Regions from separate parts of the Homo sapiens genome. Here regions 1 and 2 are each linked to region 3. Evidence: read pairs that join two places in POLR2A ChIA-PET (ENCODE). Cell type or tissue: Panc1. All regions are shown on one strand. Links, peaks and the distances in the headings refer to the core of each region. The heading gives the core; the rest is flanking DNA. Region 1 has its middle 12 kb from the start of PIAS1. Region 2 has its middle 53 kb from the start of PIAS1. Region 3 has its middle 4.9 kb from the start of RNU6-1.

Region 1 (10,836 bases), core at 3,953-7,952, 200 kb after region 3:
CAATAGGGTAGATCAAGGAGAAGAAAGAATCTCAGAACTTGAAGAATGGTCTTTTGAAATAAACCAGTTAGACAAAAATAAAAAAGAATGAGCAAACCCTAACTTGACACATAAAACACCATAAAGCAACCAAATATTCAAACTTTTGGAGTCCTAGAAGGCAAAGAGAAAAGAGTTAGAAAACCTATTTAATGAAATAACAGATAAAAATTTCCCAAGTCTGGCGAGAGATTTAGACATCCAGATACAAGAGGCTTAGAGATCCCCAAATAGATATAATGCAAAGTTCTTCTCCATGACATATTATAGTCAAACTGTCAAAAACAGAGAGAGAATTCTAAAAACAGCAAGAGAAAAACATCTGGTTCCCTATAAAGGGACCCATATCAGACTAATAGTGGACTTCTCAGCAGAAACTTTACAGGCCAGGAGAGTATAGTATATGCAAAGTGCTGAAAGAAAAAACTGCCAATTAAGGATGCTATACCCAGCAAGATTATCCTTTATAAATGAAGGAGAAATAAAGTCTTTCCCAGACAAGCAAAAACTGAGGAAATTCATCACCACCCAGAATCAAAGCCAACACATCCTATGCAACCAAACCATAGACACATATTCAGGATAAAGTCCTCCTCTCCCCTCTGCTCCCTACAAGAAATGCTTAAGGGAGTCCTACAGATGGAAGTGAAATAACAAAGAAATCAGTAAAACAATTCAAGATATGAATAAGGAATTTGCCAGAGAAAGAATGTTATTTACCATTATGAAACATGTAAGAATGTAAGAACAACTGGTAGAGCAAATGCACAAACAAGGAAGAGAAAAGACTCAAATGTTATCACTACAGAAGCCACCAAACCACAGTGTTAAACAATAATAAAGAAAAAAAATGACTAAAGGACTTACAAAACACCCAGGAATAATTTACTAAAATGATAAGAAAAAGCCATCACATATCAATAATAACTTTGCACGTAAATGAATTAAACTTTCCACTTAAAAGATGTAGACTGGCTGAATGGATTTTTTAAAAGACCCAATTATTTACTGCCTATAAGAAACAGATATCATGTGGAAAAACACATATAGACTGAAAGTAAAAAGATGGAAAAAGATATTCCAAGCAAACAAATCAAAAGTGAGCAGGAGTAGCTACACTTAGATAACATGAACTTGAAGTAAAAAACAATAAAAAGAGACAAGATATATTAGTCAGCATTCTCTAGAGGGACAGAACTAATAGGATATATAAAGGGGAGTTCCTTAAGTATTAACTCACAAGGGCCATCAATAGGACCCACAATAGGCCATCTGCAAGCTGAGGAGCAAGGAGAGACAGCATGAGTCCCAAAACTGAAGGACTTGGAGTCTGATGTTCAAGGGCAGGAAGCATCCAGCATGGGAGAAAGACGTAGGCTGGGAGGCTAGGCCAGTCTATTTACATTTTTTTTTCTGCCTGCCTTGTATTCTAGCTGTGCTGGCAGCTGATTAGATGGTGCCCAGATTAAGGGTGGGTCTGACTCAGTCCCACCCAGTCCACTGACTCAAATGTTAATCTCCTTTGGCGACACCCTCACAGACACATCCAGGATAAATACTTTCCATCCTTCAATTCAATCAAGTTTATACTCAGTATTAACCATCACAGAAGGTCATTGTATAATGATAAAGGGATCAATTTAGCAAGAGGATATAACAGTTCTAAATACATATGCACCCAACACTGGAGCACCCAGATATATAAAGCAAATTTTATTAGATTTAAAGGGAGAGACAGATTCCAATAAAATAATAGTTGGGGGCTTCAACAGCCCACTCTCAGCATTAAACAGATCATCTAGACAGAAAATTCACACAGAAACACTGGATATAAACTCCGCATTAGACCAAATGGGTCTGACAGACATTTATAGAACATTTCATCCAACAGCTACAGAACATACATTATTCTCATTGGCACACACAACATTCTCCAGGATAGACCATATATTGGGACACAAAATGTGTCTCAACAAGCTTTTGAAAATTGATATGTCACAATTTTATCAAACCACCAAAAACCAAGTCAATAACAAGAGGAACTGTGGAAACTGTACAAATACATGAAAATTAAACAACATGCTCCTGAATGACCTTGGGTCAAGGAAGAAATTAAGGAAGAAATGAAAAAAATTCTTGAAACAAATGAAAATCAAAACATAACATTCCAAAATCTACGGGATACAACAAAAGCAGTGCTGAGAAGGAAGTTTATAGAAATAAGTGCCTACATCAAAAAAGTAGAAAGATTTAAAGTAAATAATCTAATAATGCACTTCAAGGAACTTAAAAAGCAAGATCAAACCAAAACCAAAATTAGTAGAAGGAAAGAAATAATAAACATCAAGGCAGAACTAAATGAAATTGACACTAAAAAAACAATACAAAGGATTAGCCAGGTGCAGTGGCTCACACCTGTAATCCCAGCACTTTGGGAGGTCAAGGCAAGCAGATCACAAGGTCAGAAGATTGAGACCATCCTGGCTAACATGGTGAAAACCCGTCTCTACTAAAAATACAAAATATTAGCTGGGCGTGGTGGCATGCATCTGTAATCCCAGCTACTCAGGAGGCTGAGGCAGGAGAATCACTTGAACCTGGGAAGGGGAGGTTGCAGTGAGCTGAGACTACGCCACTACCCTCCAGCCTGGGCGACAGAGTGAGACTCCATCTCAAAATAAATAAATAAATAAATAATAAACAATACAGAGGATCAACAAAATGAAGAGTTGGCTTTTTGAAAAGAACCAAAATTGATAAACCACTTGCTAGACTAAGCAAAAAAAAAAGATCCAAATAAAATCAGAAACGAAAAAGGAGACATTATAACAGATACTCAGAAATACACAAGATCATCAGATACTATCATGAGCAACTATATACAGTAAACTGGAAAATCTAGAGAAAATGGAAAGATTCAATATATATAACCTACCAAGATTGAACCAGGAAGAGAGAAAACCTAAACAGTCCAGTAACAAGTAATGAGATCAAAGAAGTAATAAAAGTCTCCCAACAAAGAAAAGTCCAGGACTAGATGGCTTCACTACTGAATTCTACCAAACTTTCAAAGAAGAGCTAACACCAATTGCCAACAAACTTTTCCAAAAAATTGAAGAGGAGGAGATTCTCCCTAACTCATTCTATGAGGCCAGCATTACCCAGATGCCAAAACCAGACAAGGATGCAACAAAAAAGAAAACTACAGACCAATATACCTGATGAACATAGACACAAAAATCCTCAAAAATACTAGCAAATCAAATCCAACAGCATACCACAAAGATAATACACCATGATCAAGTGGGATTCATCCCAGGGATGCAAGGATGGTTTGACATACGCAAATCAGTAAACAGCATCCATCACATTAACAGAATGAAGGACCAAAACCATATGATCTCTCAACTCATGCAGAAAAAGTGTTTAATAAAACTCAACATCCCTTCCTGATAAAAACTCTCAACAAACTAGGCAGAGAAGGCATACCTCACCATAATAAAGGACATGTATGACAAACCCACAGCTAACACCATACTGAATGGGGAAAAGCTGAAAGCCTTTCCTCTAAGAACTGGAACAAGACAAAGATGCCCACTTTCATGACTCTTATTCAATATAATACTGGAAATCCTAGCCAGAGTGATTAGGCAAGAGAAAGAAATATATGGCATCCAAATTGGAAAAGAGGAACTCAAACTGTCCCTCTTTGCTGATGATATGATCTGTGATCTTATATCTAGAAAAACCTAAAGACTCCACCAAAAAACTCTTTGTTGAGAAAATAATTCAGTAAAGTTACAGGATACAAAATTAACATACAAAAATCAGTAGTGTTATTAATAATAAACTAGCCAAGAGAGAAATAAGAAAGGTAATTCCATTTACAATAGTGACAAAAAAATATACCTAGGAGTAATTTAACCAAGGAGGTGAAAGATCTCTGCAAGGAAAACTACAAAGTACTGATAAAAGAAATTGAAGAGTACACAACCAAATGGAAAGACATCGCATCTCATGACTGGAAGAATTAGTATCATTAAAATGACCATACTCTTTAAAGCAATCTACAAATGCAGTGCAATCTCTATTAAAATATCAACATCATTTTTTCACAGAATTAGACAAAGCAATTTTAAAATTTGTGTAGAACCAGGAAAAAAAAAAAACACCTGAATAGCCAAAGCAATCATGAGCAAAAAGAACAAAGCTAGACGCAGATATAGTAAACAAAACAGGATGGTATTTGTATAAAAACAAACACATAGACCAATGCAACAGAATAGAGAATCCAGAAATAAATTTGCATGTTTACAGACAACTGATTTTCAACAAAGGCACCAAGGTCATACATTGGGGAAAGGTCAGTCTCTCCAACAAATTGTACTAGTAAAATTGGAAATTCATATGCAGAAGAATGAAACTGGACCCCTATCTCTCACCATATAGAAAAATCAACTTAAAATAGATTAAAGACTTAAAGGTAAGATCTGAAACTATTAAAATACTAGAAAAAATATAGAGAAAACACTTCAGGACACTGGTCTAGGCAAAGATTTCATGGCTAAGACCTTGAAAGCACAGGCAACAAAAAGAAAAATAGACAAATGGGACTTTATTAGACTAAAAAACTTTGACACAGCAAAGAAAACTATCAACAGAGTGAAGAAACAGCCTGTTATAAGGGAAAAAATATTTGCAAACTATTCATTTTTCTAGAGACTAATATCCAGAATATACAAGGAACTCAAATAACAATCAATCCCATTAAAAAGTGGGCAAAGGCTGGGTGTGGTGGCTCATACCTGTAATCCCAGCACTTTGGGAGGCCGAGGCAGGTGGATCACAAGGCCAGGAGATTGAGACCATCCTGGCTAACACAGTGAAACCCCATCTGTACTGAAAATACAAAAAATTAGCTGGGCATGATGGCATGCACCTGTAGTCATGGCTACTCAGGAGGCTGAGGCAGAAGAATCACTTGAACCCAGGAGGCAGAGGTTGCAATAAGCTGAGATTGCACCACTGTACTCCAGCCTGGGCGACAGAGCAAGACTATGTCTCAAAAAAATAAAAAATAAGAAGTGGGCAAAGGACATGAAGAGCCACTTCTCAAAAGAAGACATACAAAATGCCCTCTGTCTCAAAAAAAAAAAAAAAAGTTACTTAAAGTCTGTGTCTAGTAAGTCTAACGTCTGTGCTGCCTCAGCGATGGTTTCTGTCAATTTATTTTTCCCACTGCTTTCCTATTTCTTTGTATGCTTTGTGGGTTTTTGTTGTTGTTGAAAACTGGACATTTGACTATTATAATGTGTTATCTCTGGAAAACAAATATTTACATTCCCTAGAGTTTGCTGTTCTTGATTGTTGATGGCTTAACTTTTGTACAGCCAGGGTTTTTACCGAAATTTCCCTGAACATGGGGAACTTAAAAAACAAACAAAAAACTTTTTCCAATCTTTGCATCTGAGTTTTTGCAGGAGCACCCCTTTAACACTTAATAAGGCCATTTGAAATTCTTCCTCAGCAGTCATTTCCTGGTTGCACTGAGTCTATATATCAACCAGTGGTGGAATCTTAGGCTGTTCTCAGTTCTCTGAACATGCATCCTGTCCCAGACATGTGTGTTGCTTTCTAAGTTGCCCTATATACAGAGCACTTTTGAATTTGAATGCCCTAATTTCCCAACAATTCTCTCTCCCTGGCTTTTACTCCCAGGCTTTAGGAAAGTTATTCTATGTACCAACTGTACTCTTCGGCCCCAGGCAGTTGCAGTTTGTTTGTTTGCCTTACAATGTTTAAACAACGCCTGCTGCTTTTCTACAGTGGGTTACAGTGTGAAAACAGAAATGAGCACTTTGTTTCAGTTTTTCAGGTAACACCCAGGCAGGTTAGAATAGACATACCTAATAATTGTGTATAAAGTTGGCTCTGCTCTCTATAAACAAGGACCGGAGTCCCACCCTGGGAAGGTGGGCTGCTGTCGCTAAGACTGCTATTGAGTCAGGGAAGGGTTCATAAAGTTTTCTTTCCATTTTCAAGTTGCCTTAGAAAAAAAATTGGCTGGGCGTGTTGGCTTACCCTATAATCAGAGCACTTTGGGAGGCTAAGGCAGGAGGATTACTTGAGCCCAGGAATTCAAGACCAGCCTGGGCAATGTGATGAAACCTTGTCTCTAAAAACATAAAAAATTTAAAAGGTAATAAATAATTTTTTAAAATGAGCATTTGCTTGGTTGCTGTAAATCTTTAACTATTTCCCAAAGTTCTGATAAAGTTGCTCTGACAATTTCTGGTTATTTGTTCAATATTTCTGTGGCGGTGTGAAAGTTTGTAGCTGCCTATTTCTCCATTTTGCTGATGTCCCTCTCTCCACAAATTCGGACATATTGCATCTTCATTATGCACACACACACACACACACACACACACACACACACCCCTAAAAAAGTAATAATAATGTAATTATAGAGATGGAGAACAGGCTAGTAGTTCTCTGGGAATTACGGATGGGTAGAGAGGATGGGTGTTATCGATGTCAATGTTTCAATATATGCAATATATGTATGTACATATATACATACACACATATATGTATACACACATAAACACATACACATATGTATACTTTTCATATATGTACACATACAGATGTTCCTCAGCTTAAGATGGGATTACGTTCAGACAAACCCATCATAAACTGAAACTATCTCAAATTGAAAATGTATTTAATCCACCTAATCTACCAAACATCATAGCCTACCCTAGCCTACCTTAAATGTGCTCAGAACACTTATATTAGCTTACAATTGGGCAAAGTTGCCTAACACAAGCCTATTTTATCATAAAGTGTTTAATATCTTATGTGTTAATTTATTGGATAGTTTTTGAAAGTGAAAACAGAATGGTTGTATAGGTACTTGAAGTATGGTTTCTACTGAATGTGTATTGCTTTTTTTTTTTTGAGATGGAGTCTTGCTCTGTCGCCTGGGCTGGAGTGCAGTGGTGTGATTTCAGCTCAGTGCAACCTCCACCTCCTGGGTTCAAGTAATTCTCCTGCCTCAGCCTCCCCAGTAGCTGGGATTACAGGCACATGCCACTGCGCCAAGCTGAATTTTGTATAAAAATACTACTAAAAAGTAGAGACGGGGTTTCACCATGTTGCCCAGGCTGGTCTTGAATTCCTTATCTCAGATGATCCACCCACCTCGGCCTCCCAAAGTGCTGGGATTACAGGCATGAGCCACTGCGCCTGGCCAAATGTGTATTGCTTTTGCACGGTGGTAAAGTTTTAAAATTGTAGATCAAACCATTGTAAGCTGGGGACAGTCTATATACACCTACTTTTTATTTTGAAATAATTGTAGAGTCACCTGCAAGAGAAATGTACAGGGAAGTCACATGTACCCTTCTCTCAGTCTCCTGCAATGTTAACATCCTATGCAACTATAATACAATATCACAACCAAAAAATTGGCATCAATATCACCCATCCTTTCTACCCTTCCCTAATCCCCAGAGAATGACTAGCCTGTTCTCTATCTCAATAATTATGTTATTATTATTATTATTTTTAGACACAGGGGTCTTGCTATGTCGCCCAGGTTGGTCTTGAACTCCTAGGCTCAAACGATCCACCTGACTCAGCCTCCCAAAGTGCAGGGAGTATGGGTGCAAGCCACCAAGCCCAGCCTATGTCTATAATTATGTTATTACATGATTGTTACATAAAGGCAATAATGTACTATGTATTCTTTTGAAATTATTTTTTTTAACCCAGCATAATTTCCTAGAGATTTATCCAAGGTGTTGTATTGTTTTTTCATTGCTGATTAGTAGTCCATGGTATGTATGTATCGCAGTTTTAGCCATTTATTCATCAAAGGAGATTTGGGTAGTTTCCAGTTTTGGACTCATAAATACAGCTGCTATGAACATTCTTCTACAAACTTCTGTGTGAAAATGTCATTTCTCTGTCTAAGGGTGCAAATGCTGAGTTGTACAATAAGTACATCTTGTTTTCAAAGGAAGTACCAAACTATTTTCCATAGTGGCTGTACCTTTCCTACCAACATGCATGTTGGTATTCATATCTAAGTGTGTGATCCATATCTAAGAAGACTATGTCTAACTCAATAACATAGGGATTTTCATCTAATAATTTTTTAATTTTAATTTTTAAATTCAGGTCTATGATTCATTTTGAGTTTTTTCATTTTTTTTTTTGTATTGGCTGAAGGCCACAATAATCTTAGGGTCCCATGAAAATGCTTTAAATCTTTTCAAATAATAAGAACAAATTAAGTGCAATTGATGGCAGCAGCGGGCTGTCCACGGCGGTCGCTGTCATCAGGTCAGCTGCTGTGGGGAGGGTGCCAGGAGGAGGCAGAGCTGGGCTGGAGTAATGCTGTGCTCCACAGAGCCAGCAGGAGCCAGGGTAAGCGAGAGCCCCCCCGCCAAGCCTGCCACGTTGGGTGCCACTGCAATGGGGCTGAGCTGAGCCACCTGCCAGCAGGGAGCAGCATGGTTGGGCACAGAGGGGTGGGCAGAGAGGGGCCCAGTAAGGACCTGGAGCTGCAAGGAGGCATGGCCAGGGCTGCCTGCATGCTGCTCCACAGAGTAGGCAGGCGGGAGTCCTACCCTCCCAGGCACAGGACCTGGGCATCTCTGCAGTCTGCACCCTTGGGGTCCTGGGAAAGTCCCCCTCCCCCCTCAGGCTTGGGGGGTGTCTGCTCCTGCTGCCTGGCCTCTCCCTGCCCCTGGTGCCTGCTCCAATCTCAGAGCAGGGTTGGGGCTGAGCCCAGGCACTGTTACAGTCTGGCCAGGTGTGTGCACACTTGGAGCAGAGCTGACACACCAGCCCCCTGCTGTCTTGGTCCTTTCCGGAATTTGGGCCCCAAGGAGCTCTGGGGGGAAGCCGAGGGGCGCCTGAGGGCAACCCAGCACTGGCCTACAGGTGCCCTTTTGCACAAGCAGCCTGGGCACCATGGATGGTGGCAGGAGGCAGATCGGCTCCTGGGTGGAAGAGGACAGGTTACTGGTGAAGCCCCACCTTCAGGCCAGGCTGCTAGTACTGCTGACTGGAGTGGGAACTTGTGGTGCCTTTTCCAGGCCCTCCCATGGCCGCCCACAGACCAATTGGCAGCACTTCCTCCCATCTGAGGCCCATAAAAGCCCTGGGCTCAGCCAGAGCACTGCAGATGATGAGACGTCCAGCTGCAGAGAGGAGCTACCCTCTCTGCTGATAGCTGAACACTTGTCAGGATGGCTAGCTGCAGAAGGAGCTACCCTCTTTGCTTCTAGAACTCAACACTTGTTGGGATGACTTGCCTAGCAGAGAGGAGCCATCCCCATCTCGCCACCTTGCAGGCGAAGAGGAGGAAAGAAGAGCTGTGGCCCTTCGGGGAGCTCAGACCTGGGAGCTCTTCAAGCCAGGGCTGTCACTCCCTCCTTGGAGCCCTTCGGTTCCTGGTGTCTCCAAGCTTCCAGGCACCACCATGTTCCCTGGTGCCAGGAATGGAAGCTGCTTGCATGTGCCTGGTCCAGCTGCAGCCTTGCAGAGAGCCAGCGTGCAAGCTGGCACCTAGAATTGCTCACCCTGCTGAGGCAGCCGGCATGTCTGACTGCACAGTTGGACTCCATGCTCACTCACACACCCCTCACCCCTCACCCCTCACCACTTCATGCAGTCTCCCTCGGCAGGGGAGGGATCCTGGTTGGTAGTGTGAGCCGAGCGCAGCCTGCAAAGCCAAGTGGGCAGAGTGAGCCCAGCGGGCCTGAGCAAAACTTGGACAAAGGTGCCACTGGCCACAGAGGTTTCCAGCCAAAAACCAACACCCCAAAGATCCACTAACATAATCAGTTGGGATTACATTTGTATTTATAGCAACACAGTTTTAAAACATAATTTTTTGGGCTTGGTGGCCTGTGCCTATAATCCCAGCTATTGGGAAGCTGAGGTGGGAGGATCACTTGAGGTCAGGAGGTCTAGACCAGCCTGGGCAACATATGGAGACCCTCTCTTTAAAAAAAAAGTGAAATATAGGCCAAGCACAGTGGCTCACGCCTGTAATCTCAGCACTTTGGGAAGCTGAGGCAGGCGGATCACCTGAGGTCAGGAGTTCGAGACCAGCCTGGCTAACATGGTGAAACCCTGTTTCTACTAAAAATACAAAAAATTAGCTGGGTGTGGTGGTGCGTGCCTGTAATCCCAGCTACTTGGGAGGCTGAGGCAGGAGAATCATTTGAACCTGGGAGGCAGAGGTTGCAGTGAGCCGAGATTGTGCCATTGCACTCCAGCTTGGGCAACAAGAGTGAAACTCTGTCTCAAAAGAAAAAAAAGAAATATAGTTTTTTTTTTGGCAGGATGTGGTGGCTCACGCCTGTAATCCCAGCACTTTGGGAGGCCGAGGCGGGCAGATCACTTGAGGTCAGGAGTTTGAGACATAACAAGCCTCTTTTCATAACAAGCCTCTTTCAATCACACCTAATGAGGTGACATGGAGTGGGGCCCCTAAATGGCTTTAGGATGGGTGCTGGTCCCCACAAAATTAGAAGGTGGGGCCGGGGATGGCAAGACCCTGTCTCTACTAAAAATACAAAAATTAGCCAGGCGTGGTAGTGCACACCTATAATCACAGCTACTAGGGAGGCTGAGGTAGGAGAATTGCTTGAACCCAGGGGACGCAGTTGCAGTGAGCCGAGATGGCACCACTGCACTCCAGCCTGGACGACAGAGTGAGACTCTGTCTCAACAAAAAACAAAGAAACAAAAAGAGCAAATATAATTAAATTTTTT
Region 2 (4,000 bases), core at 1-4,000, 160 kb after region 3:
ATCCTCCCACCTCAGCCTGCCAAAGTGCTGGGATTATAGGCATGAGCCACTCTGCCTAGCCTAAAATTTTCAATTTTTTTATGGAGGTGTGGTCTCACTATGTTGTCCAGGCTGTTCTTGAACTCCTCCCTCCTCGGCCTCCCAAAGTGTTGGGATTACAAGCATGGGCCACTGTGCCCAGCCCACACAACTCTACTCTTTTAAATATTTGCTCTACATCTGTTTGATGCCACAACAATGACTCAATTCCGACAATTCAATTTATTTATATGGGTGTGGCTTTTTTTTCTTATTCGATGGGGGAGTTTGTCTATCTGGCATAGACAGACAAGCCAAATTTCAAATTCTTGTTTAAGTGTTGAGAAGATATGGCCATAAGCATGTCTTTACTCAGTCAATCAATTGAACTTCAATCAACAGTGCCTACTGAGCACTAACTATGTGCATGCCCAGTCCTGTGTTTGGAAGGATACAGAGAATAAGGTACCATTTCTCCCTTTTCTTTATTAATTTATAGTCTAGTCAGAATTTATAGACTAGTCAGGCAGTCCTGGGCTCAAATCCCAATGCTATAACTTAGCAGCAAAGTGGAATTTTGGCAAATGATCTAATATCTCTGCACTTCTGTCTCCTCCTCTGTCAAATGGGGTGATGATAACACCTAATTCACAGGGCTGCTGTAGGAATCAAGGGAGATTGTGGGTGTATTCTGTGGGGTGTATCTATAAGTATTGGCTTTCTTCCCCTTCCCTTAGCCTTTAGCCTGGGGTAACCTCAGTGGAGAGGATTCCTAGAAGCCCTGTGTAAAAGCCTTCTTCTTAAGGCTAAGGGCAATTACCTCCATGGCCACGTGAAAATGGGCGCATAGTGGCTGGCTTTAAGTGAAGGCTGCAAACTGGCTGCCCACTGGCCAAAGCCAGAGTTAGACACTTCCAATTAGTCCTATATGATGTTAAAAAAAAAAAAAGTAATCTGCGGGCACAGTGGCTCATGCCTGTAATACCAGCACTTTGGGACGCTGAGCTGGGGGGATTACTTAAAGTCAGGAGTTTGAGACCAGCCTGATTAATGTGGTGAAGCCTCGTCTCCACTAAAAACACAAAAATTAGCAGGGCATGGTGGTGCACGCCTGTAATCCCAGTTACTCGGAAGGCTGAGGCAGGAGAATTGTTTGAATCTGGGAGGTGGAGGTTGCAGTGAGCCAAGATCTCGCCACTGCACTCCAGCCTGGGTGACTCAGTGAGACTCCAACTCAAGAAAAAGAAAAAGAAATCTGTTGCAAGCATTTAAATATCAAAAGCTATTCATTAAAACCCCAATTTGGGGATTCTCTTGAAAATCGGAAGATTCTGGCTTTTGACATTTGGATGGAGCTGACCACAAGCTACTTTCTTTGGATGGGTCAAGCACTCTCCAGAGTGCTTGTGACTTCCCACAGGGAGATCAGATGTGGTAAAAGGACACCATTAGTTCAGATCTAGCCAAAGTTCAAAGCTTAAGAAAAAGAACCAAGCCAAGAATGATGAGCCAGGGCAGCCCTGATAGGACCCACCAGAAGAGTAAAGGCTTAGTTCATTTAACAAATATTATTGAGCACCTTGATGTGCAAGTCACTGCATTGGGTGCAAGTGGGAAAGAGAAAGAACATGTGTTGGGAGCCTACTATGTGTCAGGCTCTGACATGAGCTCATCTAATCCATCAACTTCTTGAGGTAGGTATTAAGATTTTTTTTTTTTTTTTTTGTAAATGAGAAAGTAGGATTAAGTGGCTAAATGGATCAGCTGCTAAGTGCTGGAGTCAGGATCCCTGTACTCTGAGGGCCTAGGTTTGTCCTCTATACCTCAAGCCTGCGAGAGCAGGATGGAATGCGTCATATGTTCCTCTGTACTGTTCCATGTGCAAACTGGGCACATGACTGTGGATTGTGTGAATTTTCTGGTGAACGATAGGACAGTTTTTCCTCTGGCTCCTGCTCTCAAGAAGATTCTAGAAGCAAAGGAGACGATGATTGCCAGACAATGACCAACCAAAGGCTGTGGGGCTCAAGGCTCTGGGAGGAGGCAGCGTGTGAACTGGGCCTTAAAAGTCAGGAAGTTTTTGATAGGCGGAGGAGGCAGGAAAGGATATGCAAGGCATGGGGACAGCCCCAGCAGAGACACGAGGAGTAATCTGGAGTATGTGGGGCACAAGGTGGTGCATGGATGGGGCCCAAAAGTCAGGATGCAGTCAGGTCCTGGATGACCCTGGTGCAGCTAAACAATCCAGACTTCCTCCATTTCCTTCCTGGGGCCATTCCTCAGGCCCATCCTTTTCTCTGTCCCTCTTGTCCACCGGATCTTTCTGCTCCCTGCCATGGCTTCTGGAGCACAAGAGAGATGAGGGAACTCAAGCAAATGTATAAATGATTGAAGGCATTGAGAGCTCATGGTATCTAATAGGGATCTGTTTTAAAGAACTAAATAATATCATTATATAAAGCTGACCATCTCATACGAAATGACTCTGAAATGTTACCCCTGGATATATATTCCAGTCTAGAGAAACTCATGCTCAAAACTAATTATGGCAGCATGATTTGTAATAGCCAAAAAGTAAAAACAACCCGAATGCCCAACAATAGGAAACTGGATAAATAAATGGAGTATTGTCATAGAATGGTATGCTTAACAGCTGTGAAGATAAATGGATTCCAGTTACAGCAGTGGTTCTCAAACAGGGGTGATTTTATCCTCCACCCGGGGGACATTTGGCAGTGTCTGGAGACATTTTCAGTTGTTACAACTGGAGGGATGTTACTAGCACCTAATGAGTAAAGGCCAGGGATGCTGTTAAACATCCTACAATGTACTGCACAGCCCCTCATAACAAACGATTATCCAGCCCAAAATGTCATAGCATCCAGGTTAAGAAACCTTGAGTTACAGTCATTAAAATGGATGACCCTCATAATGTTGAGCACAGAAAGCAAGTTGCAGAAGAATATATATACAGTATAATACTATTTTTTAAAATTCAAAAGTAAGCAAAAAAGAAAGAATACATTGTTTAGGAATTACACATATACAGTAAAATTATGCTGTGATTTCAGAATCCACATTGCAACTATCCTTTAAGAAAGTATCACTTAATGAGTTTTAGTGTGATATCAAAGAGGAATATCCACAATTATTTGAAAAAGCTGTTAAAATACTCCTCCTTGTCCCTCTACAGATCTGTGTGAGGCTGGATTGTCTTCATGTACCTCAATCAAAACAATATAGGGTTGCAACAGATTGAATGCAGAAGCAGATAGGAGAATTCAGCTATCTTCTGTTAGCCAAACATTGAAGATATTTGCAAAAATCTAAAACAATGCCACTCTTCTATATTTTTGTGGAAAATATAGTTATTTTCCATAAAATATGTTATTTATGTTCAACATGTGATGAGTTTGTTGTTTTTAGAAGAATAAATAATAAATGTTCTGTTTTAATTTCTGATACTGTAAATGTTGACAGATATAGCCCACGTAAACAAAGTTTCTAGGATCCTCAATAAATTTTAAGAGCTTAAAAGGATCCTGAGACCAAAATTTTCAGAACAGTTGCCCTAGTCTAAGACAGATCTATTTCCTTTATCTCCTTTCCCATTTTGTACGCTGGAAGAGTTCCATTTAGTGAGCGCCATATTGAGTTTGCTTTCCATTAATAATACCTCAGTTATGGCTCATTTGTAAGTAACATGAAACAGTTATGAAATTCACATGGCTTGGTACCTCAGCCTTTGACTCCTGGGCTCTACCTCCAGTAAATAACTAAAAAGATTTTTTCCAAATTTATTTTCTTCCTCCTCCTTTCTTTGTATTTTTTTGTCATTCCATAAACATCATAGAACACCCTTTAATAATAGATAAAATTAGTTAATTTTAATCAAATATTTACCTTACCAAGACACTGTACTTTATATGAGTTATGTCATTTAAGCCCTCAAAAACCACATGAGGCAGATATTATTTCCACT
Region 3 (4,000 bases), core at 1-4,000:
GTAAAAATTCAAGAGGGTTTTTGTTTTCTCTTTGAGAAGGGCGAAGCAAACTGGTCATCCTGGAGCCATGGAGGGCCCCAGGATCAGCCCCCAGGGGCGGCTGTGGATCTAGGGCCTGGGACCTGCTGAACCGTATCACAACATGCCTCTGAGCTCCAAAGGCCAGTACAGACGAAGCGGGAGGCTGGTGAAGGGGAGGGGATACATTGAATGTAGCATGGAGGTGGAGGAGAGGAGGAAGCATGGAGGGGCTCAGGGAGGGGAGAGCCGAGTGGACCATGACTTCATGGGAAGTCCCAAGCCCCCACAGGCCTTGAGGGAATAGGCATTGCAGGCGAGGAGAGTGTGGGTGCCAGAGAGGACTGGACTGGTGGGCAGGCTTGGAGTTGCAGTGGGAGCCGGCTCCTGCCGCCTTCAGAGTTGTTGGCTTCTCTTCACTCTGCAGTCCTGAAAAGAACTGAGTCCTGGCAGTCTTCCCTGAATGTTCTGGACTACAGAACCCCAAGAGATGAGGAGTGGTCCCCCTATCCTGTTTGAGGTGGTACTTCCCACTACCTGAGTAGGAGAGAGCAGAGCCAACTTTATTTCGAACAATTAAGAAATGGGCTGTTTCATATGGAAAAAATGTCAGTGAAGACATGAACTCTTAGCATTCTCTAAAATTATGTAGTGTTTCTCTTACAGCCAGAGAGCATTGCATGTTTTCGTGTATCATTTTATTTGAAGCAGGAAGGGCTGGGGACTCCCAGCAGCCCCACCGGAGGGAAGGAGGGAGGAAGGAGCGGGGATGTGGAGAGAGGCCCCTGTGACCTTGTTTATGTGCAGGCCTGGGAGGAATGGCATTAGTGGTTTCAGGAGGTGTTGCCCTGGGACTGTAGCACAGGGACAATGCGCTGAGTTCACATGCCTGACCCTGAAGCTCCAAAGGCCTCAGACACAGAGCATGGCCAGAGCAGGGTTGGAGGAGGCCTGAGTGTGGGGGAGGACCCACTCCCCCAGGCTGCCAGAAATTCCTGTGAGCTGCTTATGCTCTGAGTTAAGCCTTGTTCTTATAACATCTCTTTTGAAGTGCACTCTGTCACCTAATTCACCTCAATGTGAATGAGTTTTTCCAAAGTTAAGCTGAAGGGGGGTGGAGTAGGCAAATCGGTCTGTGTGCCCACAGCTCAGAGGGTGGCCTGGGGGAAGAGACAGGGTCAGCTGTGGCCAGCTGACCTCTCAGAGGGAGTTTCTTTCAAGACTTGTAAGCCTGGTGTGCCCAGAGCCCTTGCTCTGCTGGGGTGGCCCCTGGTGTGTTGAGATCAGTTCTAATCCATCCCAGATGCCGGGCCTCAGTGGAGCCCTCTGGTCCCGCCCCTCCCCCTGCATAGCCCAGGCTGCCCCTTTTACTCTCCCCCAGATCTCATATTTGTGCCCAGAATGTCTTAAAAGATCTGTTTCCTCACCTGTGGGATGGTGATTGTGCTGCCTGCTTTGCAGGGTCATTTGAAGGTTAAATGCAGGATTGGGTGTGAAAGGCCCTAGCACATTGGATGAGCTGATTGATGCCAAGTGTTTACAATAGTCCTGGGCTATTCTAATGCTCAATACATAACCACTTACTTATTCTTCTTTTCCTTCGTCTTGCAACTATCTGCATGAAATAAACTTTCTTTAAGGTAAAAATAGCAGGGTAGGGAGGAGTCCCTAAGTTTTGCTCCTTTTAGCCACGACGGGGAGTATTTTTGCCCAGATGTCTTTAATCCTTTGGATTTGAGTTTCCAAAGGCCCTGGTTAAGATGCAGTTATGTTTTGAGACGGGACACTACATAGACTCAGTAATACCTGTTTACGTAGCTTAGTACGATTCCTTGCCCTTTAAGACCAACACAGGGTCTTCTGGCATCCTATTTCATGTGAGTATCTCTGAGACATAAGCATGGGGGTGCAGGGGTAGTGCTGGTTATTATTCCTCTTTTACTGATAGGGAAAGGCGAGGCCTACAGAGGTTAGGTGACCTATCTAAGGACACAGCTAGTTAGTGACGGTCCTGGAATTTGCTCTCGGATCTCTCTGACTCCGAGGGCTCACTTTACACCTACATGTAATATGGGAGTACAGTTTGAGGGGTTCTGGAGTGCTTTCTCCAAATAATCTCTTACTGCTCTTACTCTTGCCTTAAATCCTGCCACTGATGCGTCATTATTTTGAGCTGTTGCTGTATCGAGGGTTCACTGTAATTTATTTCATCAAGACCTTTTTTTCTGGCAGTCCCAGGATGGCCTAAGGGCATAAGGCGCTTAGGTTTAGGGTGTGGAGGACTTGCTCAGAAAGAAGGTGCAAAAAGAGGAATTGCCAAGTCTGAGCATGGGGTCTGCCAGCTTCTCTCTAGCTCTCAGTTTCCCTGTATGGGATTGCAAGGATGGGAGGAAAAGTGTCACACCTCCTCCAAATCCTGGCTGCCCTGGAGTCCAGACATCGCTCCCTGCCAAGGCTACAGTGACTGCAGCAGTGGTACAGGGGAAGACTGCAATGGCTTTCAGCCAAGAAGGTCCATATTTATGTCTCATCAACTGTGACTAGGTGGGTCACCAGTCTCTTCCAGTTGCTGACCCTGTTTTCTCGTCTCTAAAATGGAAGTGATGATTTTTCTACTTACCACACAGGGTTGTGAGGCTCCATTGAAATGCCACTGTAAATTGCTATACAACAAAAGACAGGAATATCAGTATTGTCAGACACCCATTGGAGCCTCAGGCAGCTCAGCATTCCCCTTACCTGGTGAGTGAGGCATTTGTGCATTAGGAACAGACCTACAAAATCAGAGCACCAAAATGAAACATCACACTGTATTAATATTTTCACACCACTTAGCTCTCATTAAAATGTACTTTGCTGAATTTAATATGTGATTTCAAATGACACAACATATTAAGTGCTTAATATACTAGAAATTATGAAACTATTATAGTTGATGCCATATGAAATAATTACACTGAATTAAACTTTAGCAGCCAAGTGAAGGAAAGACTTCAACTTAAAACGTCTTAAAGAAGCTTAAGCCACCACTGTAATCCCCAAAATAAATGTCCAGAAATTAGGATCTTTAAATAAAAACTGGAACTTAATCTGTACTTACACCGGGAAGCTCTTCTGGGCTTTGGTGATGTGCAGCATTGTTCCCTTGGGGAGGTGAGGGGCCCTGGGACCCACTGCAGGCCAGGGTGTTGGGATCAGGGCTTCAGTGGGCTCGCTCCATGGGCCTGGCTGGGGGTTGGCTCAAATGGCCTGGAGTAAAGCCTTCTACCGAAGTGACAGATTAGTCTTTGCTCGAGATTAGCCTATTGACAAGTTAAAAATAAAAACAAACCCACCTTATGGAACATCTATTCAGTGCTTCCTTTGTGCCAGCCATTTTATATGCATTTCCTCATTTAATCCTCACAATACATCTGTTTTAAGAGCCACTGTTTTTCAGATGAGGAAACAGGCTCAGAAAGATTAAATGAATAATCCAGGGCCTTAAATCAGAATCCATAGTGTTCACCCCTGCATCAGATTGCCTTTCTCTAAACTCTTCAACCTCCTCATTAGTGTATGTGTATGCATGCATGTATGTACTACCTCCTATTTTAATAATGATTCAGTGACTGATATGGTTTGGCTGTGTCTCCACCCAAAATCTCATCTTGAATTGTAGTCCCCATAATCCTCACGTGTCAAGAGAGAGACCAGGTGGAGGTAATTGAATCATGGGGGCAGTTTTCTCCATGCTGTTCTTGTGATAGTGAGTGAGTTCTCACGGGATCTGATGGCTTTATAAGTGTTTGGTAGTTTCTCCTGCATTCATTCTCCTTACTGCCGCCTTGTGAAGAAGGCGCTTGCTTCCCCTTTGCCTTCCACCATGATTGTAAGTTTCCTGAGGCCTCCCCAGCCATGCAGAACTGTGAGTCAATTAAACCTCTTTATAAATTACCTAATCTCGGGCAGTTCTTTATAGCAATGTGAAAATGGACTAACA

The links. Peaks named below come from ENCODE experiments on the same cell type or tissue, not always from the same donor. Only the 100,000 strongest peaks of a DNase experiment are listed, where the experiment ranks them.
Region 1: POLR2A ChIA-PET joins it to region 3 with 5 read pairs; 12 of 35 experiments call an interaction of 5 or more read pairs at or near these places.
Region 2: POLR2A ChIA-PET joins it to region 3 with 7 read pairs; 1 of 35 experiments calls an interaction of 5 or more read pairs at or near these places.

What each region holds. Positions count from the first base shown.
Region 1 is chr15:68,036,959-68,047,794 of GRCh38, forward strand. No RefSeq gene overlaps it. Among named protein-coding and RNA genes, the nearest start is that of PIAS1, 12 kb to the right of the region's middle. RefSeq lists enhancers at 8,014-8,534, 8,535-9,054. In Panc1, for the core only: no CTCF peak of the experiment used is centred there; no DNase peak of the experiment used is centred there; H3K4me3 peaks cover 664 bases; H3K27ac peaks cover 3,855 bases.
Region 2 is chr15:67,999,334-68,003,333 of GRCh38, forward strand. No RefSeq gene overlaps it. Among named protein-coding and RNA genes, the nearest start is that of PIAS1, 53 kb to the right of the region's middle. In Panc1, for the core only: no CTCF peak of the experiment used is centred there; no DNase peak of the experiment used is centred there; H3K27ac peaks cover 1,502 bases.
Region 3 is chr15:67,842,967-67,846,966 of GRCh38, forward strand. No RefSeq gene overlaps it. Among named protein-coding and RNA genes, the nearest start is that of RNU6-1, 4.9 kb to the left of the region's middle. RefSeq lists enhancers at 2,720-3,220, 3,221-3,721. In Panc1, for the core only: no CTCF peak of the experiment used is centred there; no DNase peak of the experiment used is centred there; H3K27ac peaks cover 3,582 bases.